Linked DNA regions of Homo sapiens: region 1 is linked to region 2. Evidence: chromatin loops called from intact Hi-C (ENCODE). Cell type or tissue: ovary. All regions are shown on one strand. Each heading gives the region's core, and the rest is flanking DNA. Links, peaks and the distances in the headings are about the cores only.

Region 1 (16,291 bases), core at 5,375-13,374, 81 kb after region 2:
CCCATGTGTTTTTGGTAGAGAACTCTCCCAGGAAAACACAGTAGGGCTCATGGCAGTGTGGTGCAGACTCCTGCCGAGGGACGGGCAAGCACTCCTGGATGTGGGTTCCTCATCACCAGCCACTGGATGGCTTCTGTCTGTGGAGCTCAGGGCTCCCAGAAGGCACAGGAGCTTGCTGAGACAGTCCAGACAATGGGAAAGCAGGATACAGCAGGAAGAGGGGGCAAGCAGGCAGTCTTCTCAGGTGGGAATGGCCACCCTCCAGGGCCTCTGGCCACTAGGGAGACCTTACTAAAGAGAGGCAGGGAGGGAGAGAGGGAGGAAGGGAGGGAGGGGGAGAAAAAATGAAAGGCAAAAGAGAGCAAGAAAGAGGGGGAAATAAAGCAAGGAAGAAAAGAAAGAAGGGAGAGAGGGGGAAAGGAAGGAAGCAAGGAAGGAAGGAGAGAGAGAGGGAGGGAGGGAGGAAAAGAAAGGAAGGAAGAAAGGAAGGAAAGAAAGAAAAAGAAAGGAGGGCGGGAGGGAGGGAGGGGGAGAGAAGGAGGAAGGGAGGGGGAGGGAAGGGAGAGAAGAAGGAAGGAAGGGGAAGGAAGGAAGGAAGGAGGGGAGGGGAGGGAGGGAGGGAAAATAATCGAAAAGAAAAGAAGAGGAAAAAAAGAAAAAGAGAAAAGGCTGGTTTAGCCAAGCATAGAATCAGCTTGAACAACTGGCCAGGGAACAGGCCTCAGGCACACAGAAAGGGGCAGAAAGGTCCAGGTGTGGTGGGGGAAGACAGGCTCATGTCTAGCAGACATCTAGGAGGGGCCAACCAGACAGCTGGGAGGTCAGTGCAGGACAACGTGAAGCCACGACCTCCTTCTCGAGAGCTAACTGTGTGCCAGGCCCCGTTCTAGGTGCCTGGGATAGGGCAGTGAGCCAAGCACATGTGGCCCCTCCCTCACTGGGCTCACATCCTAGTGTGGGGATCCACACAGTAACAGAGAAAGGAAGGAAAAGATTTCATTTCAGGTGGTGGTGGATGCTGTGCAGACGCTGGGGGGCTGGAGTGGGCTGCTGCTTAGTGGGGTGGTTGGTGGGTGGTTAGGGGCAGCCTCTCTGATGGGGTGGAAGGGACTACCCAGTACAGGGAGCAGTGACCAGAAACAAAATCACTGGAACCACTGGAAGATACTCCTTCCCCAGCCACAGAGCCAGGGCTCAGGAGCAGGAGGATTCAAGGGGTTGCCGTGTGGCTCTTCAGGGGTGAAGAGACCACAGCAAGCTCAGGGCTGGGCAGCCTGGAGCAGGCAGTCTTTGGCAATCAATCAATAGGGCCTAGAACGCTTGACCTTCCCTGGTCTCTGTGCGCTGGTCCTCAGCAGCTTGGGAAAATACCCCCTGAAAAGACAGGGCGCATCCCCGCCAGCTTGGCTTGGTGTAACAAGTGCCACACACTGGTTGGCTCATAGACAACAGACACTTGTTTTTCACAGTCTGGGCCAGAAGTCAGTGCTAGGGTGGCCAGGTTCTGCTGAGGGCTGTCTTCTGGGTTGCACATGGCTGTCTTCTTATATCCTCACATGGCAGAATGAGGGCAGAGAGCTCCCTAGCCTCTTCTTCTAGGGTCACTAATCCCATGGATGAGGGCCCCACCCTCACGACCTAATCACCTCCCAAAGGCCCCAGCTTTTCATACCATCACACTGGGATTAGGGTTTCAACAGATGAATTTTGGGAGGATACAAACACTCAGTCCATTGCAGGGAACTCAATTCTGTCTCCTCCCCCATTCGGCCAGCTCTAATTTCAAGCAGCTCTATTGGAAGCATTCATTTTCTGTAAAGGAACACACATCTACCTTCCTAAACCCCTACCTTTGTTTCTCACTTTGTTCCCTGAAGCTTCAAGGATAAGTGAAACCGCCTTCCCTGTGAATGCCCTTCAAATATTTATGTGTGGCTACTATTCCTCTCTATGAGCAGACGGAGGCAAAGGCAAGACACGCTGGATTTCAGCACCATTCCCTCCTACCCCCAAGACCAGCATGAGAGTTCTGAAGCTCTCTCACCCTCCTTTATGCGCTTGCTAGGAAAAGTAAGCAAGATAATTTGTAGAAAGTGCATGGCCCAGTGACTGGCACATGGAGGAGCATGAGAGGGCAGCTTCTTTCTCCCTGGGTCCTCTCTTCTCAAAGCTAAGCGTCACTAGTTCCTTCAATGGTTCTTTTTGTGATGTGACTTCAAGAGCTATGATGCTCAATTGTCTTCCGATGCTCTGTTGTGATTCAGACATGCTTAGCTCAAGGCAACCCTGGAGGAGGAAGAAGGAAGCCAGGAGCAGGTGCACCCCCATTCTCCAGTGGGGCAGCTTCTGATAGCATCAGGGCCGGAGCATCAGCCGGACTGGCTGAGTCTCGTGGAGGGAGCCAGCAACATGCGACTCACTCACTCTCTCTCTCTCTCTCTCTCTCTGTCCCTCTCTCTCTCTCTCTCTTTCTCACACACACAAACACACCCCGTGACATTTGCCCTTTTCTAGCTTTCTGTCTGTTTTCTATGACCCCATGATTACAAGCAATAATTAAATCAACTTCATCTGCAGGTCCAGCCAAGATGCCTGCTGTGGCTTCTGTCATGGTGGCCTCGCCTGCTCAGGGTTTTCTCACGTCTTCTGTTCCACTCCTCCGACCTAAGGCCCATCCTGTGTGGAGAAGCGAACACGGCACGGGAGACGAGGCACTCTACTTTCTCTATCTCACATTATCCTTACACAACCTGCTCCCCGAAAGATGATTTCTTCCTTTCTCGTCTTGCTGTTCCTAATGGAGTTTTAAAAGTACGCTTTATTCATGGTTCTTGAGTTAAAGCATACATTGTTGACTCCAAGTTCCCAGCTACACAGAACTGGGCAGCACTGTTTTTAAGACAAGAGTTAGAAGTCCAGCGAAACACTTAAGTAGGAAGTCAGAGAAGATACATGCCCCCACACCCCCACACCGCCCATAAAAATGTAGTCTTTATTGCACACCAACGGAGACCAGCAACACGGAGCAGAGTCTTTATGGATTTCCTGGGAACTTGAAATGCTCTCCCTGCTCATCACTTCTGTGAATCCCTGTCCATTCCCTATAGTTACCAACAGTAACAAGCTTAAAACAAAGCAAAGATGGCAAAGGGCTCATGGCATGTGTTTTGGAGGGTGGGAGAGACATTTCTTATCTCTTTGCTCTTCTGTGCAGTCAGGAGACTCTTGGGAAAAGCAGATGAAGACAGGCCAGAAAGAAAGCCGGGCGCAATGGCTCACGCCTGTAATTCCAACACTTTGGAAGGCCGAGGCGGGTGAATCACAAGGTCAGGAGTTCAAGACCAGCCTGACCAACATGGTGAAACCCTGTCTCTACTAAAAATACAAAAATTAGCTGGACTTGGTGGCATACAACTGTAATCTCAGCTACTCGGGAGGCTGAGGCAGGAGAATCCCTTGAACCCAGGAGGCAGAGGTTGCAGTGAGCCAACATCATGCCATTGCACTCCAGCCTGGACGACAGGGCAAGACTCCGTCTCAAAAAAAAAAAAAAAGGCAACTCCCTATGGCCTCTGGGAGAAAAACAGAGCAAGGAAATGTGGGTGCAGCTTGAGAAGGACTGTCCCTAGGGAGCTCACCCGCAGGAAAGTCACTCTCCTTTTGACGTTACATCATCAAAACTTCCCAGTAGATTTTGTTGTGTGCTAAGCGTATTTTGGATTATGCAGAGCTATGCTACAGTAGTTTTTCCATCACGGTTCAGTCTTGCAAGAAAGCTAACAGTTCACCAACGTAACATCAGTTATGCTTTCACTTCCCATAGCCAGAATTAATTCCCAATGGGGATTTTTCAATGAAAGCTGGATTTCTAACTGCCACTCTCAACCAGTTTTCACCTTTCATTCCCCACCTGTCAACATTGGCTTAATAATCTACTGCACGTCTCCCACTCATCAGATAATAATAATAACAGCAATAACAATAATATTAGCCAACATTGACTGAGGAGTTCATATGTGCTAGGTGCTATTTTATGAGCACCACACAACTGAGCTTGTTATGCCTCTCCATATCCCCGTGAGGAAGGGACTACGTCTCAGCATTCTACGGATGAGGAAACTGAGGCTTAAAGTCACACAGCTAGTTAGCAGGGGAGCCGGCACGCGCTTGCAGGCGGTGACTCCAGAGCTCCTGACCCTAGAAACCCACACAGCTGCACACGGAGCCTCCTCCACTGAGCACAGGCTTCAGGCTTGGCTCGCTGCTTTCGCAAGTGCCGCCATCCCCTGCCACCCTGCCCCATCACAGCCCGGTGGCTTGCAAAACATTTAACTCCGCACCCCATGCCCTTTCTTCAAGTGAGGAAGCCCCAAGCCTGCATTAAACAGATCAAATGGAGATTCTCTGGATGAATTAGGAAGAGGAGCGGGGGCTCCTGCCCCCTCCCCACCCCAGCCCCTCCCTGGTGTCCCAGAGGGTTCTGCGGGACCTTAGGGCTTCTGTGGAACGCAGCTGGAAAACCCCTGGACCAGACTAGCTTTGGTCTCCCTCCACCAGGAAAACTGCCAGCTCCAGAGCTGCCCTCCAATGCGCTTCCAAAACTCCACAGCTTCCTCTTGGTTCTAGGACAAATGTGAAACTCTGTACGGGGAATTCCAGGTTTCCCAAACCCCGTCTTCCCAGCCTTTCCCTCTGTACCCTCATTCCATCCAGGTGGCCTGGCCTCCGTGCGGCCTGAAAGCAGGCAGCGTTCTTTGAACCATTTGGAACGGCCTCTACTTTCCCCTACCAGCCGAAGAAACAGAGCCGAGAGCCGCCTCTCCCCAAGGCCTCCCCGAAGGCTCTGGTGCTGCTTGTCTCAGCATCCTGTTTAGCACTCACTCCTGCCCTGCTGTGTCATTAGCATACAGGCTTCACTGCCAAAACACGGACCAAAGCAGCAATGACTTCAACAAGAAGAAAGTTTATTTCTCTTGCAAGAAATGTCTGAGCATGTGCAGCCCCAGAAGCAGCCCCATGGTGTGGGGACCCAGGCTCCCTCCAAGTTGTGGCTACACTGTACTTGCTATTGGTCTGGCCTTCACAGTGGTCTATGGCTTAGCTCCCCACCCTCTGGCATCTGAGTGCCACCAGCTACAAGGGAAAAAGTGAAGTGGAGGGCAGAACCTTTTCTTCTCAAGAACGTCATCCTCCACTCCTAATTAGATCCCAGGGGCAAGACGGAATATTTCAAAAGAAAAGGAGAGAGGGACATTTTCTCTCATCTGTCATAAACTCCTGGAAGAAAAGGACCTTCTTCTACACACCATACCAGCCTCCATGCCTATTTAACCTCAGGATCTTTCTACACCTTGAATGTCATCAATAAATATTAAAGAACGAATAATAGGTATACAAATTAATAAATAAGAAAACAGATACATGGTCATTTTCAGAAATAAGAAAATGTTGGATTGCTTTATATCCGTGCTGAATTTAACGTTTTCAACTGCTGGGTACTAAATGTAAAAAGGTTTTTACATACTTACTTTTAGAAGAGTTAGCCCAAGAGAGAGAATATCTGAATGAGTGAGATGCTTACACACACACACACACACACGCGCGCACACACACACAGCTCCAACGTATTCCAACAAAGAATCTGGGAAACTGTTTCATTTCTCCTCGTGCTTTTTTTCTAAGACAGCCAATACAAAATTAATAAAAGTTTTGAAAAGCTAATATTGAAAACATAAAAGCATAATACTAAAACTACCTTTTCAGCTACTAATCTGTGACAGTAACATCTTAGTTCATTCACCAAGCACTTTTCCAAATGGTGGGAACACTGGCAATATTTTCACCCAGGAGATGTTACTAAATAAGTATGAGGTTTGCCCAAGAGAAATTATTTTTAAATATTTATTTAAAAACTATCTATGTCCTTTTCTTTTATGCAATATATGCATTTATGCATTGATTAATTCATTTCTACATGTATTAGTTGTCACAAATACCACCAAAAGTTTTAAGAAGCTTTAAGGTAGCTACAGGTAAAGAAGAGTAACTACAATTACCCTATTTGCCAGTTGTTTTTTTTTTTTTTTTTTTGAGACAGAGTCTCACTCTGTCAGTCAGGCTGGAGTGCAGTGGCACAATCTCACCTCATTGCCACCTCTGCCTCTGGGGATCAAGTGATTCTCCTGCCTCAGCCTCCTAGGTAGCTGGGATTACAGGCATGCACCACCACACTGGCTAATGTTTTACACTTTTAGTAGAGACAGGGTTTCACCATGTTGGCCAGGCTGGTCTTGAACTCCTGACCTCAAGTGACCCGCCCACCTCAGCCTCCCAAAATGCTGGGATTACAGGCGTGAGCCACCGCGCCTGGCCCAGTTGCAAATTATTTTATCAGTTCAGACTTTCTTAGCCTTGAATGAAGCCTAGGAAATAATAACAATAATAATAAAAGCAGCTTCCCTATTGCGCCTACTCTGGACCAGACATTGTACTAACTGCCCCACGAAGATTCTTTCAATCCTTTAATAATTCTATAGATACAGAAACCAAGGTGCAGAGACATGGGGTAATCAAAGTCTTTCAGAACTGCGTTCAGATCGGGCCTATTTATTTCCAAAGACCTTTGCTTTTTGAAATACAGAGAAGTCAGGTTAATAACTGGTACTCTTCTGTTACCTGTAGGCTTGGGATCGAGCCCTATGCAGCCATTCACAAGGTGCCTGTGCACAAACAGGTGCCATTTGTATTTCTCGTATGCACATCTTACAGCACAACTAAAGGGATTACAGAGAGAGTGTGCACGGGTGCCCCATGGATCAGGGTGCACAGAAAGACCCTCTTGTCAAATGGGAGTCTCAGGAGACTCTGAGCACCCAGGGAGGGCACAGGCTTACCTCCCAAGCCCCTGGAAAGGGTGGGACAAGGCAGGATAAAGATACTGCTAAGGACTCAAAGTTTGTGTCCCCTCAAAATTCGTATGTCAGATCCTAACCTGCAAGGTGATGTTATTTGGAGGTGGAGCAATTTGGAGGTGATTAGGTCATGAGGATGGGACCCTCACAAATGGGGTTAGTGCCTTTATAAAAGAGGCCCTGGAGAGTTCCCTCACCCCTTCAGCCATGTGAGGACACATGGCTATGAACCAGATAATGGGCCCTCACCAGACACCAGATTTGCCAGCACCTCCGTCTTGAACTTCCTAGCCTCCAGAACGATGAGAAATACATTTCTGTTGTTTCTAAGCCACCCAGTCTGGTGTTCTGTTACGGCAGCCAGAACAGACCCCGCTCAGACACAGAAGGAGGAGCCTGCCTCAGAGGGGGCCCTCTCTGTCCTCCCACTTCTGCCAAGGTGGTCTCCCCTCACCTGTACCACCCCTTTCCATGAGGCATCCCCGCATCGGGACACTGTTCTTGCCGCTGGAGTCTGGGCCGGCGGCACAGCCTGAGTAAAGGCCAATGCCCTCTCTCCCTGGCCGGCCATTGTGCACCCTGCGTCCCACAGCGAGAAATGCAGAGCTCTCCTGTCATTTGAACCTAATGCTCGGGCCAAGGCAGGCCTGCTCCTCGAGGTCCGCCTACCTCAGCTTAGATCCAGCCATGCGCGCAGGAAGCGGCAGCAGGCCAGCTCATGGACGTTCTTCCAGGTCCCTCAAGTAAAAAGTGGGGATTTTCAGTTCCCCTCCCTTTAGAAAACAATTTCCTTTCAGAGGACCTGGCTGGGAGACACTGGCTTAAAATCACTCTTGCATGAAAATGTTGTAGGATTTAACTCTCCCCCGATGCTAAATTCGCAGAGCGATACACATGACTTGGCCAGCTCATCCCAAGTAGATGCAGAGGGCTTGTGTCTGCAGAGCTTTCCTTAGGGGAATGGACTCTTGCACAGACCCCCTGCCCAATGCTGGGTCTCCCACGTGAACCCTGCCTTCAAGTCTTCCTCAAGAAACTTCTCTCTCTCTTTGTTCTAGCCCAAGGCTGCTCAAAAGGGCACGATAGACATTTTAGGGCAGGTAATTCTTTGTTGTGGGGCTGCCCTATGTGTTGGAGGATGTCTAGCAACATCCCTGGAATCTGTCCACCAGATGCCCCCCGGTTGTGACAACCCAAAATGTCTCCAGATGCGTCACATGTCTGCTGGGGGCAAAGTCTCCCCCAGCAAGAACCACTCGTGCACCTGAAGTGCACTTGGCTAAGAACTGAGAAAGCCAAGACGGTAGGAAATCCTCCTCATCCTTCAGAGGCTGTACATCCAGCTAGAAGAATCCGAAGTCAACATGATAATCACAAAGGCAAACATTCCACCAATGACAAGTCAAGAGCGCAAGAGATGTGTTGAGATGGTGTGTAACTAACAGAAACTTTAACACTTTGCTAATACTTGTAACATTTTATTTTATTGAAATTATTTAACTATCTGTCTTCCTTAATTTAAAATGGAAGCACCATAAGCGTAAACACTGAATCTTTTTGTTGACTCTGGGAGCCCCAGTGCCCAGCACAGTGTCTGACACAGGAGGCGGTCAGCGTATCTCAGACGTCAGCCTGGTACTGGTTCAGACCCAGCACGAGAAGGACAGCATTGAAAGAGCCCCTGTCCAGGCGGCTTCTGGCATTCACTGGGAACCAGGTTGGCTGAGGCAATCTGGATGTTTGACTCTTCCTAGTGTTTTTAATTAAAAAAAAAATTAAGTTCAGGCCGGATGTAGTGGCTCATGCCTGTAATCCCTACACTTTGAGAGGGTGAGGCAGGAGGATTACTTGAGGCCTGGAGTTGGAGGTTGCAGTGAGCTGTGATCACACCACTGCACTCCAGCCTGGGCAGCAGAGCAAGAAGACCCTGTCTCTAAAAAAACAAAACAAACCTCCAAAAACCTCTTGGTTTAAAGGCAGAGTGTGGGTGTGAGAGAGAGTGCGGGTGTGTATGAGGAAGCTAGATGAAGGAAATTTGTGGAGAGGGAAGATTCTGGAAGCAGTCTCAGAAGAGCTGTTTTCCACATCCCACAGTCCTTCCCTCCCTCCATCCTCGATCTTGTCTCTGAGTTTAATTCCCCTCCGGAAAGGCAAGAAGATGGCAAAACTGAGGTGCAAACTCAGGGCTCTTCACGGGGATAGACGGGCTGCATAGGGCCGGGCAGAGATGAATCTGTAGGAAGGAATGAGGAAAACACCAACCCAAATCCATGGCTCACCTCTCGCTTATGTCACCTGTTCTTTGTGAACGTGGGTTGAGCACCTGCTGACTGCTGGACAGTCCTCTGCTTCTAGGGACCCTACAGTACACAGAAGAGATAAAAGCAAGCTTCCAGAAACCTGCAGTCCAGCTTCGCACTATACAAGCCTGCGCGTGCACGGCGCCTCCCAAGGACTTGCCCATGCAGATGGCTGGGCCCCTTTCCACAGCATCTGTTTCCGCAGGTCTGGGTCAGGGCCTGAGAATCAGCATTTCTAACAAGGCTCCAGGTGAGGCTGATGCTGCTGGTCCGCAGACCGCCCTTTGAGTAGCCCTGGACTCAAGCCCACATGCAAAAGACACAAGTGAGCCGTTGTGAAGTGTTTTAGTCAGCAGGTGGGCCAGGAAGAGAACCCCACAAAGCATCTGAAAAAACAAGATTAAGGGCCCAGGCTCCTCACTAACAAGGGGGAACAGGAGCTGGGGAGTAGGGGGATCGTGGGTCTCCTCTGTTTCCTGGAATTTCTAGGGAAGGCCCTGGTCACAGTCTCCTCAGGGACAGCTCAGCTGCCTGGAATGACCAAGCGCTGACCTCTGGCCACCCGGCACCCCTGGCAGTGCCGGGGAGAAGGGCGCGTCGTGGTGGGTGGCATTGGGTGGCTCCTTTCTGTTGGTGGCCCCTTCCCGGTTGGGACCAGGCTTGTGGGAGGGAGCGGAGCCTTCACAGCCAGCCGAGCCTCTGACCAGTTTATTTACTTAAACAACAAACATCCCTCTTGCCTGGGGCCGGCCCAGGGCAGTTCCTGAATGGGAAGAGACACTGTCTTCACAGAGGCCCACCCACGTCGCCGGGCGGGTTTCAGGGCTCGGCCTCCCTGCGAGGAAATCACAGGCTGTGTCGGGAGCCCAGGGCTGCCCAGGAATGCGTGTGGTGCCAGCAGCCGCCACCCAGGGCCGCTCAGCGGCCTCCTCCCTCCTCTCCTTTCTCTCCCAGCTTTAAGTCTCCCTTTATTTTGCCTTCTGAGATTTTATTCTTCTCATCTGCAATGGCAATAAAGAAAAGCAGATAATGAAAAAAAGAAAGAAAGAAAAAAAATTAAGCTTTCTCCCTCAAAAGGGAAAAAAAGGTTTGAATAAACAGTGTCACTGAAAAGGCAAACAAACAAGGCTGTTTCTGAAAGAACCAGATGGACTTCCAAATGGCCCTTCCGATCCAGCCCACAGGGCTGCACCAGGGTTGGGCCTGAGGGCGTGGGGGGTGTCCAGGCGGTAATTTAGGGCCGGATTCTAAATGCTGTAGGTCACCCTGTGAACACGTAGGCCATTCTGAAAACCTCAAGCCCCACTGAAATGCAGTAAAATTAAACAAGCCCCTTATTACCTTCAATTTTTGTCAACATGTCCTACATCATTACTTTTTTCCGACAGTTGACCAATGTGTTGAATAAAGAATTGCTGACCATATTTGTTTTATTATTGTGAAGTTGGGTGTTTGTTTTTGTTTTTCATTTTTCTACAGTTCTCCCTGACTTAGCTAAATGGCCACATGCAGTTAGATGGGTCAGTTTGACTAGCCTTTCTCCTTGCCTAGTTAATGTGTGCTTTGTCCACTAAATCAATGATGTTTTTAAAAATGATATCTGACTGACATCCAAATTCCTCTAATAATTTCCAAACAGCAGGATGATATGTGCTATACACAGATGAAAGAGGAAAACGTTTGTCTTAAAAACCACTTTTTCTGTTCTCTAAGGATAAATCCTATTTTTAAAAACAGACTTTATTTTTAGTGCGGTTTTAGGCTCACAGCAAAATTGAGCAGAAGCAAAGAGATTCCACATAGCCCCCCTGCCCACATGCAAGCACAGTTCCCACATTATCTACAGCCCCCAGAGGGGTGCACTTGTCACAACTGATGAACCTGCCCAGGCACCTCGTTACCACCCAGAGTCCAGAGCTGATGCTAGGGCTCACTCTGGGTGGTGTACATTCTATGGATTTGGACAAATGTACAATGACACTATCCACCATGACAGTATCATACAGCGTATGATGGCAGACACTTGAAATGCCTTCCATGCCATGGTCGTCTTGTGGTTCACCCCAGAGTCCCCTCTGGCCGCATATTTTGACCAGTGACCCCAGATAGATGGAGCGGGAGGCAGCACCCAGGAGGGAAAGGGGATGGAGGCCAGAGGTAACCCCAGCCTACCTTGGAGAAGCCTCCAGACCCCATTCTCCTTGCACAAAGGTGAAATAGCCCATGCAAAAAATATGCCCTTGGCCAATCACAACATGTTACCTAAAGGGCACTCATGGAGCTGGAAGACAGGACTTCTGGGTTCACATATTGGCTCCATCTCTACTACCATTTACCAGAACGTCACTTTACCTCTCCAAGCCTTGGAGTCTTGGAACGAAGGGAAATAATCATAAGACATAGCTTGTGGAGATTAAGGAAGTCAGTATCTAGAAAGTGTCCCCACACAATGTCATTTTATTTTAATGAATGTTTATAAAGCAAAGCTATTCCTTTATTATTTCTTTTCCAGAAAAGAAACCAGGTGTATGAAATAAATTTGGAGGAATGCCTAAGGATAGAGACAGCTCATCAGATTTTAAGTTTTTTAGGTAAAGTAAGATGGAATGAAGGAGGGAAGGGAGAGAGGGAGTAAAACCCAACCCACAACTGGTCACGATTTCTTGATGGCACTGATAGAAGAATTGTTCAGCTACACCCCTTGTTTTCAGGTGGAAGCAAGACCATGGAGCATTATTTTCTAATATCAAAACTCCAATGTGGATTGTAGTTATGAACCAGGGGAAAAAGGAAATATTTTCATCAGGGATTTTAAACTCGTTCACAGCAAAATTATAATACTACATCATGGCTAAACAATTCCAGAATTTCTAATAGATGGCCTAGTTTTGGAGGACATGGTGACATTTCATCAAAACATAAGTTCATCATTTCCTAAATGTGGCCTCCTTTTCATTGGTTGGCAAAGTTAAAGTTTTTTCTTTTTTTAAGCAACAGTGTGTCAGGCACATTTTATGATCCTTACCGCATAGGAACAGGGCCACAGAAGCCACGCCCGTTCATTTGTTTGTATTCCATGCCTACAACAGTCATTCTCAGTCTTTAGGGTTGCGTCAGAGTCGCCTGGTGGGCTTGTTAGACACAGATGCAGGGCTGACCCCCAGAGCTTCTGGCTTAGCAAGGCTGGGGGCCTGAGAGTTTGCATTGCTCACAGGTTTCTGGGTGATGCCGAAGCTGCTGGTCTGGAGACCACATTTGAAATCCACTGGCCTAGAATAAGACTTGGAGTATTCCAGGTCCTCAATAAATACGTTGGTTAAATGAAAAGGCAGTGTCTTGGGTTCTGGTTCTACTGGTAAAGGATAGAGAGGGCCGTGAGCTTTGGACGGCATTGCAGCATTTCTGGAACTCAGGAAGAAACTTCAGGGCCACTGGTCCAGCCACAGTCAAAGGTAGAGCTTTCCTTAAGGCCAGGTTTTATTAATTGTATCTGCTTAATGGCTACAAGAAGAGCAGTGGCATCCAGTAACTGTCACTTCACTCTGCCTTCCCCTGTCCCCATGCTAGTTGACCCTAAGTACTTACCCAGAATCGTCCTTCCTACTCTTCCATTTCTACAACCAAGAACTACTTACATAACAAGGCCTTGTGGGTCTTTATGGCCCACCTTGCATTGATTTCTGCTGTCAGGAAAGTTTGCTTGGCCGCTGTATTCTAAGGATGAAGGGACTGAGGCAATCAGTGGAGATTTTGAGACTTATCCAAAGCTATCCTAAGAACTGGTAGCCCAAAAGCGTGCAGTGGGGTTGTCCCCCTCTCCATGGCCCATAGCCCTCCTCTCAGCTGGCCTGCTGCCCACCAATGACACACAGGCTTGGGTACCCGGTGAGTACAGCTCGGCAGCCTGCTTTTCTGATGGTGCACAGGGTTCCTCATTCAGGTCTAGGGGTAGTAGAGACCCAACCATAAGACTCCCCTGGGCATCAAGATAGAGGCACCACATCTCAGCATGCTCAGGCAAGAATAGAGCTGAATAATTTCTCAAGACATGTTTATATTAAGCATATTCACCTGAATCATTGGGCCAGAGCAATGAGGAAATAACAGCACTGAACTATTGATTTTCCAAGCCTTCCCACAAAGCAAAGGGCCCCAGGCAGAGGCTGAATAAAGGAGTATTTTCCTGGCTGATGGCTATGTTTGAGTGTCCGCTTTAAACCCACGTCGAATCAGGTTGTGCCTTTCAAGGAGCAAATGTGTGAAATTCTAAAAAGAGCCCGAAAGCTTTAATGATAAGGAAAGACAAGTGCGTGCAGGTTTGGTAGGAGAAGGAGGAAAAGGAAAATGATATTAGATTAAGCCATTTAAAATGACGTGATGGCTCACACCTGTAATCCCAGTACTTTGAGAGGCCGAGGTGGGCAGATCTTGAGGTAGGGAGTTCAAGACCAGCCTGGCTAACATAGTGAAATCCTGTCTCTACTAAAAATACAAAAAAATAGCCGGGCGTGGTGGCGGGTGCCTATAATCCTAGCTACTCTGGAGGCTGAGGCAGGAGAATCGCTTGGTGGAGGTTGCAGCGAGCCAAGATCACGCCATTGCACTCCAGCCTGGGTGACAGTGGGAGACTCCATCTCAATAAATAAATAAATAAATACATACATAAATAAAATGACCATTTTTGTAGGTCAAAAGTGGTTCACGACTGACAATTTCATAAGGGAAACATTCACTTCTTACTCATCGGCACATACAACCTCCCTTTCCCCCAGAGTCTGGGTGGTGTTACTTCTAACTTTCCTTCTAACTTTCCTTTCTGCCCTGGGACCATTCATTCCTCTGTGGAATAAAAACAGGAGGCGCAAAGATCCTGCATCAACCAATCGCTTCGAGCGTGTAGGAAACAACATGTGCTAATTCCTGGCACCTTTCGGTTTCCCTTTTCCTTTGGCCTCTGAAACAGCCATGGCTGCAGGCAAGTCCCTCTTTGAGGAGCAGACTGTCCGCATGCTCTGTGAAGATAAGGCATGCAAAACCAGGCATGGGCTGAGGCAGGAAAAGCATCCTGCACGGAAGAAAACCTAACACTTCCATATTTGGTGAATAAACACACAGCATCAGAGAATTTGAAATTCTACAACTAAGACTGTAACAGAGTCACAAGATTGGAATATTTAAGGCATTGCTCTTAAATATTCTTGGTCTACCTCTTGGTAAACCAAGAGGTCAGAGATTATCCCATGACCAGTTGGAGCTTTGGGAATTCATTTCACCTCTCTGAGCCTCAGATCTCCCATCGGTCAAAAGGAAGGGATTGGACTCAAGTTATCTAGGGCTGACACTGCCCACCATTCATGTGTACTGTGTACGATCTTATCAAATAAGTAACTTATTAATTTTCTAGAGCTATACCATGACTGTCCCATAGGACCATATTAAATAAAGAGAAGATGGATGAGCAGTGGACAATCATGTCATCAATGACCAACACTTTCAACATTTAACTTCTATTGTTTTAAAATAATCAATTCCAGCTGCGATGAAGGAGTCCTCCTACACTTCCAGTTTAAAATGCAGGGCTTATCCCAGAGGAGCAGAGGCAAAAGTCCCAGTTATGGTGACAAGTTTGCCTCCACCACACATTTCCAGCGTTTGTCTGTTTTAAGGATGATCTGTTCAGCTCCGTGAAGCAGAAGACATTGGGTAACAGAGCAGAAATAGCTGCCTTCAGCTGATTGAGTGAACTGACACTAATGATTAATGTATACATTATGGGGCTGGGGTGGTGGTTCATGCCTGTAATGCCAACACTTTGGGAAGCTGAGGCAGGAGGATTGCTTGAGCCCAGGAGTTCAAGACCAGCCTAAGCAACATAGTGAGACCCTGTCTCTACAAAAAATATTTTAAAATCAGCTGGGCATGCTGCTATGTGCCTATGATCCAGGCTACTCAGGAGGCTGAGGTGGGAGAATGGCTTGAGCACAGGAGTTCAAGGCTGTGGTGAGCTATGATCGTGCCACTGCACCCCAGCTTGGGAGATAGGCTGAGACCCCATCTTAAAAAGCAAACAAACAAAAAAGTATACAGTATGAAAAAGTTTTCTTTCAAACTTTAATAACATCAGCCTTAGATACAAAGGGAATCACTTATTCCTGGCAATGGAAAGCAAATGCATCACACCTCAAAGCTGCTCAGCTGTTGAGATTAGGGTATGATCAAAGCAATGTCCAAGCTGCAGCTTCACCTCTCTGAGCCTCAGATCTCCCATCAGTCAAAAGGAAGGGATTGGACTCAGGTTATCTAGGGCTGAACCTGCCCACCATTCATGTGCACTGTGTACAATCTTATCAAATAAGTAACTTATTAATTTTCTAGAGCTATACCATGACTGTCCCATAGGACAATATTAAATAAAGAGAGGATGTCCCTACACACTGCACAAGCTAAATCCATGTCTGCCCTCTTCACCACTGCCGAACTAGTGCCTGCACAGAATGGGCCCTCAATGTTGATTTATTGAATGAACACATGAATTACCTACTTTACAAGGTTGTGCACATGAATCTCCAATGCTTTAGAAACAAGATAACTTGGGTGGTTAGTAGAATTGAAATATTTCTTAACTATGGGAAGAAAATTCAATTTACAGTTAAATGACACATAGATCGTTTCTATCCCATCTTCAGACTAAACTGAAATTTATCAAATGGCTCAAAGTAGACCCTATATTTGAAATACAATTACAAGTAATTTTGAAAAAAAAATCTACACTTTTATTTTTCACCACTTTGACCACCACTTCAATAGGCAAATAATGAAGTCAGTGATTAATGTGAGAAGGAAACCTTTTGTACAGGTATTTAACATCCTTTTACTACTCGTTTTAAGTCTGTTTTTAACATAGGGTACTGATAAGTTTGGGATTTTTCTAATTCTAAGCTCTTTAGCAGAAAACAGAAAACAGCTGAGAGCAGAAGACTTTAATCTTGTCCTACTGAAGACTGGGAGGGAAAATAGAAACACTCTCATCTCTAGATGTCAAAAGGGAAGGCTAAAGACAAGAGAAGTTGTTGATTGGAA
Region 2 (16,291 bases), core at 3,532-11,531:
CTCCAAGATATTAGTCAGTGTCATTTAATCTTAAGGAGAATGTCCAGGGCGCCTCACTGATCGTAAGGAAATCAGGAGCAGAAGTGGATCTGCTGGCCCTTCTGTGCCTAGTCAGGCCACGGGACAGGTCTCCCTGGAATGGTAGCATGACCAAAAGGCCAGTCAGGCTCTGGGCTCAGACCACGTGGGTTCGAATCCAAGTGCTGCCACTGCCTAGCAAGGTGATCCGGAAAGCTACCGAAACACCCTGGACTTTCATTACTCCATATGTAAAGGGCTTGAAAGAGTGTCTGGCAGGCACATGGCAGGTGATTAATAAATGCTGGCTGTTTTTATCATTACCACCTTCATCATCTGTGGGTTAGATTATGACCTGAGTTAAAAGAATAATTAAGCCATGCATTTAGTTCTGCCAAATATTAATTATTAACATAACAAACTCACATTCGTGGAGCATGCCTGTGTGCCTATGTGCCCAGCACTGTGATAAGGGCACAGCGGGCATCAGTGTCATTTAATGTTTTCAGCAATGCTATGAGGTGGGACCACATCGTGGAAATGGAGCTGGTGAGAGTCATGAACTACTCAAGGTCACCTAGCTAATAAGAAGAGAGGCCATTGATTCACCCCAGTTCTCAGACCCCACCCATGTTTAACCCACTGTCAGATACTGCGTACCTGTGCAACAGCTTGTGTAGAAAGCCAAGCTCAATACTTCAGGTGTGAAATGAAATCAGCAGGGATCAAATCATGTGTGGAGCTTTTGTATGCCTGTACTTGTTTGTGCTTATTTGCTTCCTTAAATTGGATTTATCAGTTAGAAAAAAAAAATTTAGTCACTTCTCTCTCAAACACTGGTCCAGACCTATAAGACCAAGATGGCCAGAGGGCCCTGTACAAAGCATCCCGTGCCAGTGAAATTACCCCCAAAGGGAAAGTGGACCGCCTACTTTGAGTCCCTGCCCCCTTATCCTTCCTCTCTGGCTCCCAACTTGGCTTCCTATGCAAGAGTTATTTGTTCCGGCTGTTAGATCTGTTCTCAAACAACAAATTCCACCTCAATCCTTCACTTTTCACCTGAGTCATTCAGAACATCATTGGCGATGTTCAGTCACAGGGAGACTGAGAGTTTGTATGAGGGGGAAAATGTTTTTTTAAAAAGTGAAATTAACACGGGGAAAAGCCATCGCATGAAGATGAGTGTACAATCGTCCCTCGGAATCTGTGGGAGATCGGCACCAGGACCTCCAAGGATGTGCAGGTTGCTGATGTAAACTGGGGTCGTGTTTGCATATAACCCACACACATCCTGCCAATGCTTTAAATCATCTCCAGATGAATTACAATACCGAAGACAATGTAAACGCTATGTAAATAGTTGTTGTACTGTATTCTTTTTAATTTCTATTATTTTTATTGTTGTATTGTTATTTTTTTATTGTTTTCTTTTATATATTTCCTACCCATGGTTGGTTGAATGAGTGGAGGCAGAGCCTGCAGATACAGAGGCCGACTGCTATAACAGGTACCAAAAACTTAGAGGCTTAACGCAACACAAAGTTATTTCTTATAGTTCTGAATGTTAGGAGTCCAAAATGGGCTGTGGTGGGCTAGCATCAAGGTGCCTGCAGGACTGCATGCATCCTGGGGGCTCCAGGGGAGAACCCACATCCTTGTTTCCCAGCTCTAGAGATTGCTGTATTCCTTGGCTCGCAGCCCCTTCCAGCCACATTCACATCACTGCAACCTCTGCTCCCATTGCTGCCCATTGCAGTCGACTGGACTGCGGAGAGGTGTGCATCCACCTTTCCTGGGAAACATCTGAATGGCTTTTTTCCAGCCAGCACCTAAACGGCTCTAAGAACCTGGATTGTCCCCTGGAATATTCTGGATGTGGTATCTTGGGTATGTCTGCTTTCTGTGTAAGTTTAGCATCCCTAGGGTCTGACACTGGCTTCAAGCCCTCATAAATAAATAGACTCGCTCTCTGCCCTATAAAAGCTCTGGGCTGCGCCTGGGATTCTATGCCTGTCTCCTCTAGGCTTCTGCAGGCTGTTCGGTGCTGACTACACAGCCCTGCCCTGTGGCCGGCTCTGTTGCTGGAGGCCGAGCCTGTTGGAGGCAAACTGCGGACCACACAGGGACTGCCCATTATCTATCTGGTTGCGCCCACTGGTGCCCAGTCCCATGCACCCACCGTGGCGCTGCTCCACCTCAAGAACTGATCTCTGCAGTGAATGCCCCCAGTTAGGCACCTCAAAACTGGTTGGGGTTTCTCCCCATGTCTGGCAAGCTCTTTGCCTTTCATCCTTTCCCCTTACCTCCTACCTTCTCATCTTCCTTGCAGTTTCTGTCCATACACTCTGAAAAAGCAAAACATCCAAACATTGGACCCACCAAGTAGTTTTCCTTGTTTGTTTGTTTTTTGAGACAGAGTCTTGCTGTGTCACCCAGGCTGGTGTGCAGTGACGCGGTCTCGGCTCACTGCAATCTCCGCCTCCCGAGTTCAAGTGATTCCTCTGCCTCAGCCTCCCTAGTACTTGGGACTACAGGCATGAGCCACCACGCCCAGCTAATTTTTGTACTTTAGTAGAGACAGGGTTTCACCATGTTAGCCAGGATGGTCTTGATCTCCTGACCTCGTGATCCGCCCGCCTTGGCCTCCCAAAGTGCTGGGATTACAGGCGTGAGCCACCACGCCCAGCTGACTCACCAAGTCGTTTCAAGAAATGGCTTTTACTTCAGCATCAAAGGCATTTAGGACCAGACTGTTTTAGACATCACTCCAGTGGAAAGGGACAGCTGTCATTTTTCAGATAGGGCCATGACACTAAGGGTCCATGAACCATCGGCAAAGGGAAGCTGGCCACCATTTTCCTTTCTAGAAGGTGTTTGGTTACATTGAGCTTCACCACTCGCACACCCTAGGAAACTTCTTCAGAAACAGAATATAAGGCCAAGCCCCCCAGCTAGGGAGGAAGAGGGAGAGACCTTTGTGGCTTGCCCCCTTGGGAGAAGAAAGCACAGATCCAGGGCCATCGGGCCCCTGCCCTCCCAGCCTCCCTTCGTGCCTGCCTTGGCCGTTCCAAGGATGCTGACAGCCATAAAAAATCAGGCCTGTTAGCAACAGGAAAGATCACAGGCCTTGATTCCTGTTGAGCTCCTCCAACAACAGCTGCCATCTGGCTCCCCATCACGGGCGAATGCAGGCTCTGATTTATGGAGAGGCGCAGGTCAGGGAGTGGGCCACGTGCATTGCCCTTTCCCCCACAAACACCCCAGTGGGCGGGGGCCCAGGAGAGGGCCATTGCAGGTCATCAATAAATCCTGGGGATAAAACAATGCAGAGGTTATTAAAGGGAGCCGAGAGGGGACGGATGCGAGTTATTCCAATTACAGGCACGGTTATCTTCCCCTGTGCAGTTCAAAGTGTATGCACCCTAATGCATTTCAGCAGCTAATAAAAGTACTGTAGGGTTTCTTTTTTCTCTCTCTCTTTCTTTTTCTTCTTTTTTTGAAACCCATAGTGCTTATAAATTACAGGGTAGAGGGGTGTGAAAGATACATAGCAGCTTTGAAGCAGCACTGACAACCTCAAACTAATTGATCATAAAAGGAAGTCAACTGCAATAGATGATGAACCATTTATCTAGCCAAAAATAGCCAACGGTTTCCCTATGGGCATGGGAATGTAAAAAAAAAAAAAATACTAAACTAAAATTAGGGGTGGGCCACGGGAAACAAATGGAATATTTTGAGCCCTTCAGTTGCAGGCACTAAAAGTGGAGGCATTGCAGATGTGACTGTGGCTTTGCGGTGGAAGACCAGGACAGGAGCACCACTCCTATAAACACAGAGGAAGTCCAGACCACTGTGGTCAGCCTGCAGGCAAGAATGCTCTCAAAGCTGATCAAAAGCTTTATCTTCTACATCTTTTTCCAGATGAAAATTTCACCAGAACCCTCAATTGCTGGCCATTAAGTTCCTTTAGCTTTTATTGTGCTAAAATGAAATTGGCTGGAAATGGTAATTTAAATTGCATTGATATAGGCTAATGGGGTGGGGTAGAGAGAACCCAGACAAAGACGCAGGGAAATGATTGTGTTATGCGATATATGTTAAAAGATGTGGTCACGGCCGGGCGCAGTGGTTCACCCCTGTAATCCCAGCACTTTGGGAGGCTGAGGCAGGCGGATCATGAGGTCAGGAGTTCAAGACCAGCCTGGCCAACAGAGTGAAACCCCCATCTGTACTAAAAATACAAAAAAAAAAATTAGCTGGGTGTGGTGGCGGGTGCCTGTAGTCCCAGCTACTTGGGAGACTGAAGCAGTAGAATTGCTTGAACCCAGGAGGTGGAGGTTGCAGTGAGCCGAGATTGTGCCACTGCACTCCAGCCTGGGTGACACGGCAAGACTGTGTCTCAAAAAAAAAAAAAAAGGAAAAGATGTGGCCACGTGTTCTCACGGTTTTCCATTCTAGCAGTGAGTACTCATGGGTCGTAGAGCGTTGCCAAGGTGTTCTGGTCAAACTTGAACAAATAAATAGGAAATACCCTTCTGCACTTCACTGGCTTGCCCTCTCCCAAGATATTGGTCAAGCTATCAAAAATAGTTGGCTCTTCTAAATACTTTTAAATACTCTTGAGCTATCTTGTACATCTGCTTAAAGGCAATCACTTTTTCTTTTCTTTATGTTACAAAATACAACAAAAAGCAATGTTTCAGTCTGCTTTGAGTTCCAATTGCAAATTACACATATCAAAGTTTCCTAGAGGTGGGTTTAGATGAGGCCAATTGGAAACAAACTCAGAGGGGCACCTGCCTCCACTTTCCTGCCCTTTCCATTCCTCCCACCTCTTTCCATGGCTGCCGCTCCTCCTGTGCCACCGGAGTTAACCTTAATTCCACATGGGAAGGTGGATAGCATGGCTCCTGTATGTCCCATTCTATTGCCACCAGCTCATCACTGACAGCGGCTCAGGCCACAGTCCTCACCTCACATTCAAGGCCTCCGGCCGTGGGCCTTGTGCTGGGAGTGACCACACTCTCACCGGCATGCAGCCGCACCTGCCCCTCCACGTCCAGCTGCGTCCACCTGGGGTCAGGGGAGTCTTCAGCTTCCCGCACCTGACCTGGAGCCCTCCCGTGAGCCTCCCTCCAGATGCGGGCAGCTCACTTGTGGTCACTGGTGCGTCCCTTTGTATGCTCTGCTGTCACACAGAGCTGCAGTCCTGTGCTCCCTGCTCTGTGTCCTCCCTCGAGGCATGCTTTCAGGGCTGCAGACAGCCTTACTGCACACATCTTTGTCTCCCCTAGAAGTGCTCAGTGTGCACCACTGGCCCATGGCTTTCATCTGAGCAGGAGGGAGACAGAGTGAACCAGTGAAGGGGACCTGGGCAGCAGAGCCAGGAAGCGACTCGCCAAGGCCACCTAGCCAACACGTGGTAACATGGGGCTCACAGGAGGCTTTTCTGACTCTGCGTCAAGGCTTTTCATCATGAGGAGCTGTCACTTAGCATCTGTTCCCATACATTCAGCCTAGAGTGCACAGCAAGCAATTGTCCAAGAGGCAGGCTTCTGACACTTTGGAACCGGAGGCTTTGCCTGCATGTGTCACCTGTGGGATCTATAAGGGTGCCCATTTCAGATGGTTATTGGAAGAAATTAAGTGAGATAATATGTGCAAAGTTAGGCAGATCACAAGGTCAGGAGATCGAGACCATCCTGGCTAACACGGTGAAACCCCGTCTCTACTAAAAATACAAAAAATTAGCCGGGCTTGGTGGCGGGCGTCTGTAGTCCCAGCTACTCGGGAGGCTGAGGCAGAAGAATCGCTTGAACCCGGGAGGTGGAGGTTGCAGTGAGCTGAGATCGCACCACTGCACTCCAGCCTGGGCGACAGAGCAAGACTCTGTTTCAAAAAAAAAAGATACTATCTGACACAGAGTAAGAACTCAAAAATGTTACCCATTATTAGTTATTAATTACTTCTACTAATGCTCATATGCAAAATAAATGCATCTTCCCATCCAGCAATGAATATCCTCCTTTTTACTGCTACACACACCTCAGAAATAAGCATTCTATCCCCAGAGTTACAATTCTCACTCCCTCATATTTCCATGTTTCTAATGTTCATCCCACGTGTATTTTACCCCACATGGAATGTGTTATGGAGTCCTAATTTCCAATACCCTAACCAGCAGTCCTCATGAACCATCAAAATTATTAGGAAAATACCATTTTCATTACCGAAACTGTATCTCCCGGACTGCCTCTTTCACCTGGAAGTGGAGGTGAGAAAAAAACATGTTTCTAAAATTTAACTCTTTTTTGCATTTGAAAATATGACCCCCTGAGGATACTGGGATGGAAAGCCCTGTCTGTCACCTACCCAGCAGTCACAGAGGAGCTGGGTGTCTCCCTGACCTACGGCCCATCCCCCTCAGCTTTGAGGTCTAAAGTCCTGCAAGGAGAGCCCAAGACATCTCCAAGAAAGCGCTGTGTGCCCCGAGGCTGGGAAAGCCCTGGTTCCTTAAGGCGCTCAATAAGTATTTGCTGAATGAATGAACGAGCAAACTCAACACCTACCCCTGGCGCAGGCACACACAGATACTATGAGGAAGGGGGCATGGCAGGCAAGGGGAGACCCCTGGCTCCTACTGACCCCCCGGAGTGCCCTGAGCAGAGCCTTGGAGGGGTGTGGTTCCCAGGACGGCTTTTGCCCCCTCGGGCCACCCATCAAAAGGCAGCAGTCGCCTGGGGCCTCACACTCAGGGAATCGCTGGGTGTGTACAGCGTGGCCGAGGTGCGGACTTCAACACGCTGTCTCCATCACCCACCACAGCCAAGGTCTGTTTCTGGAGCTCTGCAACGTGAGTATCTCTTCATTATACTACAAGAAGGATTTTTTTTTTCTACCATTGCTGAACTGAATGCTGTTTGGTTCCCATGGTGAGAAAAGGCCTTGGCCTCGGGAGTTGGGCTGGGCAGGGGTGGAACAGCCTCCTGCCCAAGTGGATGGATCAGCCCTCAGGTGGGCTGATTCTGGGGGCTCCTCCAGCAGGGGCTTCCCTTGCCTGCCCTGTTCCTTCCATCCTGTTCCAGATAGCAGCGCATCTCTCAAGTGACTGTGGCTGTCCTCCCCTCCTTTTGTCTTCTCTTCTCTGGAATCTGATAAGAGCTGCATGAGATAATTGGAAGCCAGCCCTCCCCAGATGCGCATCACATAAGAAAGAGCATTCTGACTGGCACGGCTGGGCTGCCGACACTCCCGCTGCTCCTGGCGGGCCAGTGACTTTGATTTATTGCTCTGTGAGTAAATACTAGTAAATAAATGACAGAAATGCCTTTTCCCCTGGTGACTCCCCAGCCCCCGATAATTAACTTGTTCTTCTTTCCTCCCTCTCTTACCAACCATGAAGCAGTGCCGTTCTCTGATGAATGAGTTGCCCATGACTATCTTGCCAACAGGTGTTTCACATAAAAGATGAGCCATCCCAGGAATAGTGTGAAGCAGGTGTTGAAAACTAGAAGCTCACGGGTCAATTTGTCCCATGCAAAATGATTTTAAAGGTTGGGCTTACATTGGGAAAAGCAGATTTCACATGGAAATTTATACTTCAGCCTTCTTTTGGAAACTGGAAGGTCGTCTGGAGATGGTAGGCTTCCATTCCCTCCTGGCAACAAATGCCTGGGCAGGCCCTCCCTTTCCTCTGGCTCTCTGATACCAAAGGCTGAGTATCAGTTGCTGTTTATGATTGTATTTGCTCTGTTGTTTTCTTATACCAGAGACATATTGCTCTTTATCCATATGTTGTGCATTGAAAACGGCTGCAAATTCCTAAGGGCCTTAGGATGAAATAATAAAATATGAGATAGAACACAAGAATTTGAAACCTCACTTTCTTTGCCTACCAACTAAGTGACTGTGGCCAGGGACCACAGATAACTCTTGGAGCCCAGTCATGTGCTCTGAATTGATGATGATAGTGATGATGATGACAATGATGAGATGATGATAAGATGATGACAATGATGATGATATGATGATGACAATGAGATTTGATGATGAGATGATGACAATGATAATGATGACGATGATGATATATGATGACAATGAGATTTGATGAGATGACAATGATAACGATGATGATGATATGATGACAATGAGATTTCATGATAATGATGATGACGATGATGATGATATGAGGATGATGCATCTGTTCAACATTTACTCCATGGCTGCTATGTAGTATTTCATTCATTCCTCACGAGAACCCCTGGGGGGAGGTCTGCTTTATCATTATCCCCATTTAACACATGAGGAGTGGAGGCACTTACAGAGAAAGGCCCTTGCCCAAGTCACACAGCTTAAGTAGGAAACCAGGATTTGAACCTTGATAGTCTAGACCAAATGTGGACAAACTTTTTCAATAAAAAGTCAGATGGTAGATATTTTAGGCTTTGTGGGCCATATAGTCTCTGTGACAGCTACTCAGCTCTGCTGTTGTAGTTCAAAAGCAGCCAGAGACAGTATGTGAACAAATTTGTGTGCTGTGTTCCGATAAAACTTTATTTACAATATTCCCAGATCAGCTAGATTTCGCCTGGGGGCCGTAGTTTTCCTATATGTGGTCTAAAGGAGTGCTGTCCAGTAGAAACAATGCAAGCCACAAATGTGAGCCACATGTATAATTTAACATTTTCTAGCCAAATTTTAAAAGTAAAATTAAGTGAAATTAATACTGTATTTATAAACACAATATACCCAAAATATTTCAAAATGTAATCAATATTTTACATTCTTTTTTCTTTTCTTTTTTTTTTTTTTTACATATTTGAAAGCCAGTGTGTATTTTACACTTAGTGCCCATCACTGCTTGGACCAGCCACATTTCAAGTGCTTGATGGCCACATGAGGCTGGTGGCTACACAGAGGACCTGGAAGTTCTAGAACCCAGCTCTTTCAACCCTCTTCCATGGGGATCACCAGGACTGTAAAGCACAAGACCCACTAGGGAAGTGCTCTTGTTGTTACTGGATTCAGCTGAGCCTCTTGGATGGGTTCCAGCCCATCCAAGAATGTTTGAAACACTCCAAGACTTTAATTTTAATTTAGCAACCTGGTACTCAGAATACATTTTTCCTCAGAAACAACTCTGTAAATTGCCATAGGTGCTCTGAGCCCTCCCACCAAGCTCTCATTAATGGGCACTATACCTGTTGAGCAAAGTGTAGCTTGAATCACCCCTAGTGGCCGTTCAAAGGTTACTTTCTGTTAGCTTTAACTAAGGATTCTGGGGAAAGACTGTGCCCCAGAGCAGCAGGACACAGCCGGCGCCCCCTGAGCTTTGGTGGGGTGGCTGCCCATGGAGCTCTGTCGCTCTTGCTGGTGCCAGCTACAGATGCCCTTGCCGAAGTTCTGGGAAGGCACATTCCTAAGTCAGAGACACCCAGCCCATGTTCCTCTTCATCAGGCTCTTGGATAAAGCTTCTAGTGTGTCTTTATCATCGTTTCCTGAAGGCACACCTCAGGCCTTGGGAAAGTAAGCAATGGAACATTCAGCAGTGATTCCCAGGCTGTGAAATTTCACAGGCCAATCAAAATTTTAAAATAAAAGAACTGGAGCACCTATATAAGATGGCCAACTTGTAATTTTTCCAAGTGAGCACATTAAGGAAAAAAAAAAAAAAAGAAACCTAGCATCTATGGGCCCTATCATTCTCACACCAAATCATGTTAGAATGATATTTTAACACCAGTAAAAGAAAGACAGTCTCAGAATCAATGACAATTTTTTCAGTTGAGTAAATTTGGCTTGGTGGGAAAAATGCACATCACTGCCTTTATTTTTATTTTATTTTATTTTTAACTTTTATTTTAAGTTCAGGGGTACAGGTTTGTTACATAGGTAAACTTGTGTCTTGGGGGTTTGTTGAACAGATTATTTCATCACTCAGGTATTAAGCCTAGTACCTATTAGTTATTTTTCCTGATCCTCTCCCTCCTCTCACCCTCCACCCTCCGAAAAGGCCCAATGTGTGTTGTTCTCCTCTATGTGTCCATGTGTTCTCATCATTTAGCTCCCACTTATAAGTGAGGATATGCAGTATTTCGTTTTCAGTTCCTGTGTTAGTTTCCTAAGGATAATGACCTCCAGCTCCATCTGTGTTCCTGCAAAGGACATGATCTCATTCTTTTTTATGGCTGCATAGTATTCCAGGGTGTAGAGGAACAACATTTTCTTTATCTAATCTATCATTGATGGGCATTAGGTTGATTCCATGTCTTTTCTATTGTGACTAGTGCTGCAATGAACATGATACATGCATGTGTCTTTATAATAGAATGATTTATATTCCTTTAGTAATGGGATTGCTGAGTTAAATGGTATTTCTGTCTCTGGGCCTTTGTGGAATCACCACACTGTCTTCCACAATGGCTGGACTAATTTACACCCCACCAACAGAGTGTAAGTGTTCCTCTTTCTCCACAACCTTGCCATCTTCTGTTATTTTTTTTTTTTAATCAAGCCATTCTGACTGGTGTTAGATGGTATCTCATTGTGGTTTTGATTTGCATTTCTCTAATGATCAGTGATGCTGAGCTTTTTAATGTTTTGCCAAGGACCATGAAAACTTCACCTCCAGAGCAGAGGCTCTGGGGCTAGCATTTGGAAACCCCTATCTCCTAGAAGCATTCACTGTAGTTGTATAGAGTAATTGAAGGTTCTGGACAGAAAAGAGAGGGAAGAGCATTGGAACACCTAGAAATGGAGCCATCAGGAGGAAGGTGGCCTCCCTCTAAGGGTTTCAGGTGAGAGGAATCAATACAGCATCAAATATATCTTTTATTGGCACAAATATCTTATGCTTGTTTCTTGTGGTAGACACTGTATTTGCACACCCTTTTTACTTTTACTTTTGATCCTTCTAGAACCACCACAAGATAAACAGGAGAGATACTTTGTGCATTTTACAGATTAATGGTAACAAGTACAGAATTCCAAGGATCACTGCTATGGTTTAAATGTTCGTGTCTCAAAAATTCCCATGTTGGAACTTAATACCCAATGTGGTAGTATTAAGAGGTGGGACTTTTGGGAAAGTGATTAAGTCATGAGGGCCCCACTCTGAGGAATGGATTAACGCTCTTACAAAAAAGTTGGTGAGCCCTAGTTCCTCTTTGCCCTTCCCTCTCTCCCACCATGTGAGGACACAGCATTCATGCCCCTTCACCCTCCATGGTGTGAGGATGCACTAGAGGTGCCATCTTGGAAGCAGAGAGCAGCCCTTACCAGACACTGGATCTCTAGTGCCTTGACCTTGGACTTCCCAGCCTCCAGAATCCAAAAATCAGTTCCTAATATTTATAAATTACCCAGTCTAAGGTATTTAGTTATAGCAGCATGAACAGGATAAGATAATCACAAATATATATGTACACATTTGGATATTTTGGAGACTTTTTACTATACCCAAGCAATGTGTTTGGAGAAATTAGTGCTCTTGGATTATATAAATTCCCGTCACTCATTTGTAACCCATCTGTAGAGCAGTAATAATAATACTCAGTGACAATGAGGACCTCATGAGTTTCCGTAAAAGGTTTTCTCCTCATCAGTGGGCAGTAGCCCCCAGCCACCTCCTCTCTGCTGCCAACAGGGATCTGAGTGCCTTTGCCCAGGCTCAGTGCTACTCAATGCCTTAACTTTCTGTTTCCTTTCTAAAAGGTTGCTGCTTCTCTCCTGTTTATGATGACCCTGTCTCACCCATCGCTGCCATAGCATTTTATTACTGGCCCCACAGCTGAAGGGTGGCCGGGCAGATGTAGGCCTCGGGTTTGCAAAGTTGCTTCCATGATGTTTCCTGCATAAACCATCTTGGAAGGACAACTGCCAATGGTAGCATATTATCATGCCAGCGTTTTCCTGACTCTGAGCTGAAGAGTTCAAAAAACAAGAAAGAAAAGAAGAGAGAGAAAGGAAAAGGATGCCAAAAAGCAGTATCTTGCAATGGACATTTCCAGCTCCATAAATGAGGAGTTCATGTAGATATTCTGGGAACTATTGAAGTGGTCTGGGATTATCCCATCTCCCCACCTCCACCCTGACTCCCCAAGACATTTTTTTAAAACCAGGCTTCTGTTACTAATTGTTCCTTCTTAACTCACCATCCAGTGCTTTGAAGTAACTATATTAAGGCAACAGACATACTGTAAGCAAATGGCAGAGTACTGAAATACGGAACCCAAAATTATTTTCAGCTTAATACTAATCTATTTCACCCTTCACAATCTCTGGAATTTTGCTTTGACTGGGAATCAATGTTTGATGAAAAAGTCTTCCCTTCTTATGTTTGCATCTAGCAAAGGTTAGGCCTTAAATGCCCCTCCTTTTTTTCCACAGGACTTCATGTGCAAGCGCTTTGCCTTAATGAGTACTGCAGCAAATGCACAGTGAGGGACTCTTACCCAAGGTGGGAACAGCAAGCAGTGGATTGAAAGGGCTGGGACCCTGGACCCAGGCTTGTTCTTGGATCACAGGTTACCTTTGGGGCTTGAGGCCTGGGAGGGAGGATGAGACACGGGCTGTTGGTAAACTTGTCCATATCTTCAGCAATCTTTCTTGTAGAAGGTGCCTGCAAGAACCTTGCTCACCATGAGAAAACATATGTGCTGCCTCCGTGTAGTTCTTGCCTGAGTTTTAACTTCATTAACATTTTCCCCTGTTCTCTCCCACTACCCTTCCCACAAAGGCAAAGACTTAAGGTATTGATGTGTGGCTGTAGGGAGAATGCCACTGCTTTGTGTGCCACAGACGGCACTTCCCCATCTTCAATGTGCCCACCTGGGCATCCTGTCCGCAGATTCAGATTCAGGAGGTGGAGGCAGAATCTGCATTTCTGCCTGTGCCACTGGCGCCCACCCTCACTTACAGTGACAGGCTCTAGACTGCGTTTGGCTTCTGCCTTTTCACTCTGAACTGCTACAAGATCACCTTCCTTGCTGGCAGTACACCTCGTCTGTTGCCTTTAAGTGCCGTAAACCGCTCTGCTTCAGGCACCTCTCACATGCAGTCCCCCTCTCCTCTAGAGTGTGCTGCAATGAAGCACACAGTTGAGGGGGACATGACCCCCATGACCCGTGAGCAGGTAGAAGCAGAATTGCTGCATGCGGGCTTCGTGTGTTCGTAAGTGCTGCCTAGCCGGGCATGGTGCTCATGCCTGTAATCCCAACACTTTGGGCGGGCAGATCACTTGAGCTCAGGAGTTTGAGGCCAGCCTGGCCAACATAGTGACACCACGTCTCTACTAAAAATACAAAAATGGTGGCATGTGTCTGTAATCCCAGCTACTTGGGAGGTTGAGGCAGGAAGATCACTTGAACCCAGGAGGTGGAGGTTGCAGAGTGAAAATAATAATAATAATAATAATAAAAGTGCTGCCAGATTGCTTTTAAACAAGCCCTGCCTCCTGTTAAAATAGTGTTGCTAAGACTGTTCACTATTATCCCAAATAAAACTTCCATAATAGTAACAGTAATATTCAAGATAGGCAAACATGGTGGAGGGGAGGTTCCCACGGATGGCAGCCTAAGGGAAATGTCAAGGCGAGGACAGACATGGCTAATGAGGAGACTGCCTTGTGGCATATCACTTAACCACATTCTCTTGTCTCCAAGAAACCTAGAATGAAATCTGTGCTGCCTGCTACAACCTGTGGCTTTGGATTTTCTCGAGGCCCCAGAGCGTCAGGTAATATCTTGGAGCCCCACTTTTCATGTTTCAGCTCACTGGTTCCCACCTCACCTTTGAGAGGGCTATTAGCCACCCGCTTTCACAGACGAGAAAGCAAAGGCCCCGCTCCTCCCCCACTCTTATCTCTAGGCTGTACCGGCTCCCTGGGGTGGTGATAAAGTAGTGAGTTCCATTTCTGGGTGAGACTTCCCAGGGAGTCTCACCTTGTAGGAGGAAATACTTTCATAACACACAGGAGAGGAAACTGAGGCACAGAGGAATTAAAAGTCACTCACCTCAGTCACACTCATGAGATGGAGAGGCAGTGTTGCTTGGCTCTGCAGCCCAGGTCTGGAGGCGGGGGGAGCACACTCATCACCCCTCTCATGTACCCCCTGCAGAAGTCACTTGATTGTTTTACCGAATTGCAGAACATCCATTTAACTCAGGATTCAAAATGAGAGCTCACAAGCTTTGAAAGGGCAGAAAGTGAGACCATTTTCTGCCCCTTCCAACCTCTGCCTTCTGCTTGTGAGTCAGGCACTGCTGGTTTCATCCCACAACCTGGAACACGGGGAAGCCAACGTGCATGACGTCCATGCGCCATGGGCTCCATCCAAACTCTCCCCATTTCTTTCCACAGAGGAAGTTTTCCGAATGGCACTCTGCGTGGGAAGGAGCTTGTGCACGTGCACGCTGCCACCATCTGCCCTCAGCGCTGATTCAGGAGGCGCTTCTCAACTATAGCCCACAGTGTGACAACTGAACGTGTCCCCTCACGTTTCCAAATACGGGGGGTGCAGGAGGCACTGCTCACTGTTGCACCCCCTGACCCACGCTGCCAGTCCTGCCCTCACTGCTGGGTGCTCACTGGGACCCTGGAAAGGTCTAGCTGAGCCTTTTAGGGCATGAGGATGTTGGGAGAATAGAGGTGGCTCCTCTGAGAAGCCTGAGAAGTGTGAGTGTATAAATGCAGGCTGAGGTCGTGTCTCCCTGGGATTGAATTCACCCAACCTCACCCTCCGTGTAGCGCAAATGCCCAGCTCCTCCAGGGAAGTGTTCATGGCCAGAGTCCCATGTTCCCTGCCATCAGCAAGGCCCTGGCGCCATTACTTACAGGATATGGCACCTCCCCCAACACCAGTGACCATCATCTCTCTCCTCCTCCTCCTTCTTTCCCCTCCTTCCTTCCCCTCCTCCTCCTCCTCCTCTTCTTCTTCACTAGATACACTTGTTATATCTCCCAATGGGACAAAAATAGTCTCATCATTATCATGTGCCTCCTTCTCCTCCCTGTCTTCCTCAGAGGTTGATACGTGATTGACACGGTTTGGCTCTCCCTGAAATGGTTTGGCTGTATCCCCACCCAAATCTTACCTTGAATTATAATAATCCCCATGTATCAAGGGTGGTACCAGGTGAAGGCAACTGAATCATGGGGGGCAATTACCCCCATGCTGCTGTTCTCGTGATAATGAGTGAGTTCTCATGAGATCTGATGATTTTATAAGCGACATTTCCCCCTTTGCTCAGCACTTCTCCTTCCTGCCACCATGTGAAGAAGGACATGTTTGCTTCCCCTTCCATCATGATTGTAAGTTTCCTGAGGCCTCCCCAGCCCTGTAGACCTGTGAGTCAATTGAACCTCTTTCCTTTATAAATTGCTCAGTCTTGGGCAGTTCTTTGTAGCAGCTTGAGAATGGACTAATACAGTGATAAAATATAAATTGGAATTTTCAGTGTGCTCACACCATAAGGAAGAGAACAGTGTCATTTCTGGGTCAGAAAATGTGACCACCATAGAATTTTCTCATATCTAGAACTGTCCGGTATTTATAGCTCAGGATGCTGGTACAACTTTCTGAGATAGAGAATTATATCCTCACATAGAAGCTGCTGTGTGGCCCTCCTTACCCTTGGTCACTCATGGTTGGGTGAACGGACCCAAAGACAGAGACCAAAAAATCAAATTCTTGGATTTTCAGTTCTGAATAGACACTTGAAACTCAAAGGCCATGGCCTTGTAAGCCCAGACTCTAATTTGTAAAAGTTGAGGGTTTTCAGAGAAGAAAAGAACCAGGGCTCCCTGCCAGGTGTCGCACCCTGGGCCTCACGGAGGCCTCCTCTTTCATCACATGGCACAGTGACATTTCTGCTGAAAACAGAAAAGGCTTCCTTCCTAGGACCTACCGTCTCTACTCTTCCACCTTTCTTTTCTCCATTTCTTTCACCTGAAGGCTTCACCACCAAAGGTTGGAACATTTTCCTGCTATTTCATTACACTTGAGATTCCAGGCAAAGAAATTCCGAGTTCAAACAGCAAGGTAATGCCATGAATAATAAAACGTGTCAAGCTTTTCTGGCATAGGAACAAGAACGTGATATAGACACACACTACCTAATAGAAGAGAAGGCCCAATTTCAACCACATAAAGGGTTCAAGAAGTTCTGTGTTGGTTCCTCCTTCACATAAAATAAACACTGGAGATTCCAGGGACAGAAGAGCAGGGAGCTGCAGATGCGCTGAGGATTTCATTGCCATCTAGTGTAAAA

What was found. A loop is a pair of places that touch in the nucleus more often than their neighbours do. Peaks named below come from ENCODE experiments on the same cell type or tissue, not always from the same donor. Only the 100,000 strongest peaks of a DNase experiment are listed, where the experiment ranks them.
Region 1: a loop joins it to region 2, with 5 times the contacts of the local background. A loop is called at or near these places in 2 of 110 quality-filtered maps.

Annotation. Positions count from the first base shown.
Region 1 is chr9:96,159,663-96,175,953 of GRCh38, forward strand. No RefSeq gene overlaps it. Among named protein-coding and RNA genes, the nearest start is that of HSD17B3-AS1, 79 kb to the right of the region's middle. RefSeq lists a silencer at 56-268 and an enhancer at 7,244-7,413. In ovary, for the core only: no CTCF peak of the experiment used is centred there; a DNase peak (open chromatin) is centred at 9,949.
Region 2 is chr9:96,080,617-96,096,907 of GRCh38, forward strand. It overlaps LOC158435 (a long non-coding RNA gene), which reads left to right. Exons shown (of 9, transcript NR_033838.1): 2 at 12,410-12,479; 3 at 13,684-13,756; 4 at 14,382-14,696. Among named protein-coding and RNA genes, the nearest start is that of LINC00092, 67 kb to the left of the region's middle. RefSeq lists an enhancer at 7,292-8,491. In ovary, for the core only: no CTCF peak of the experiment used is centred there; no DNase peak of the experiment used is centred there.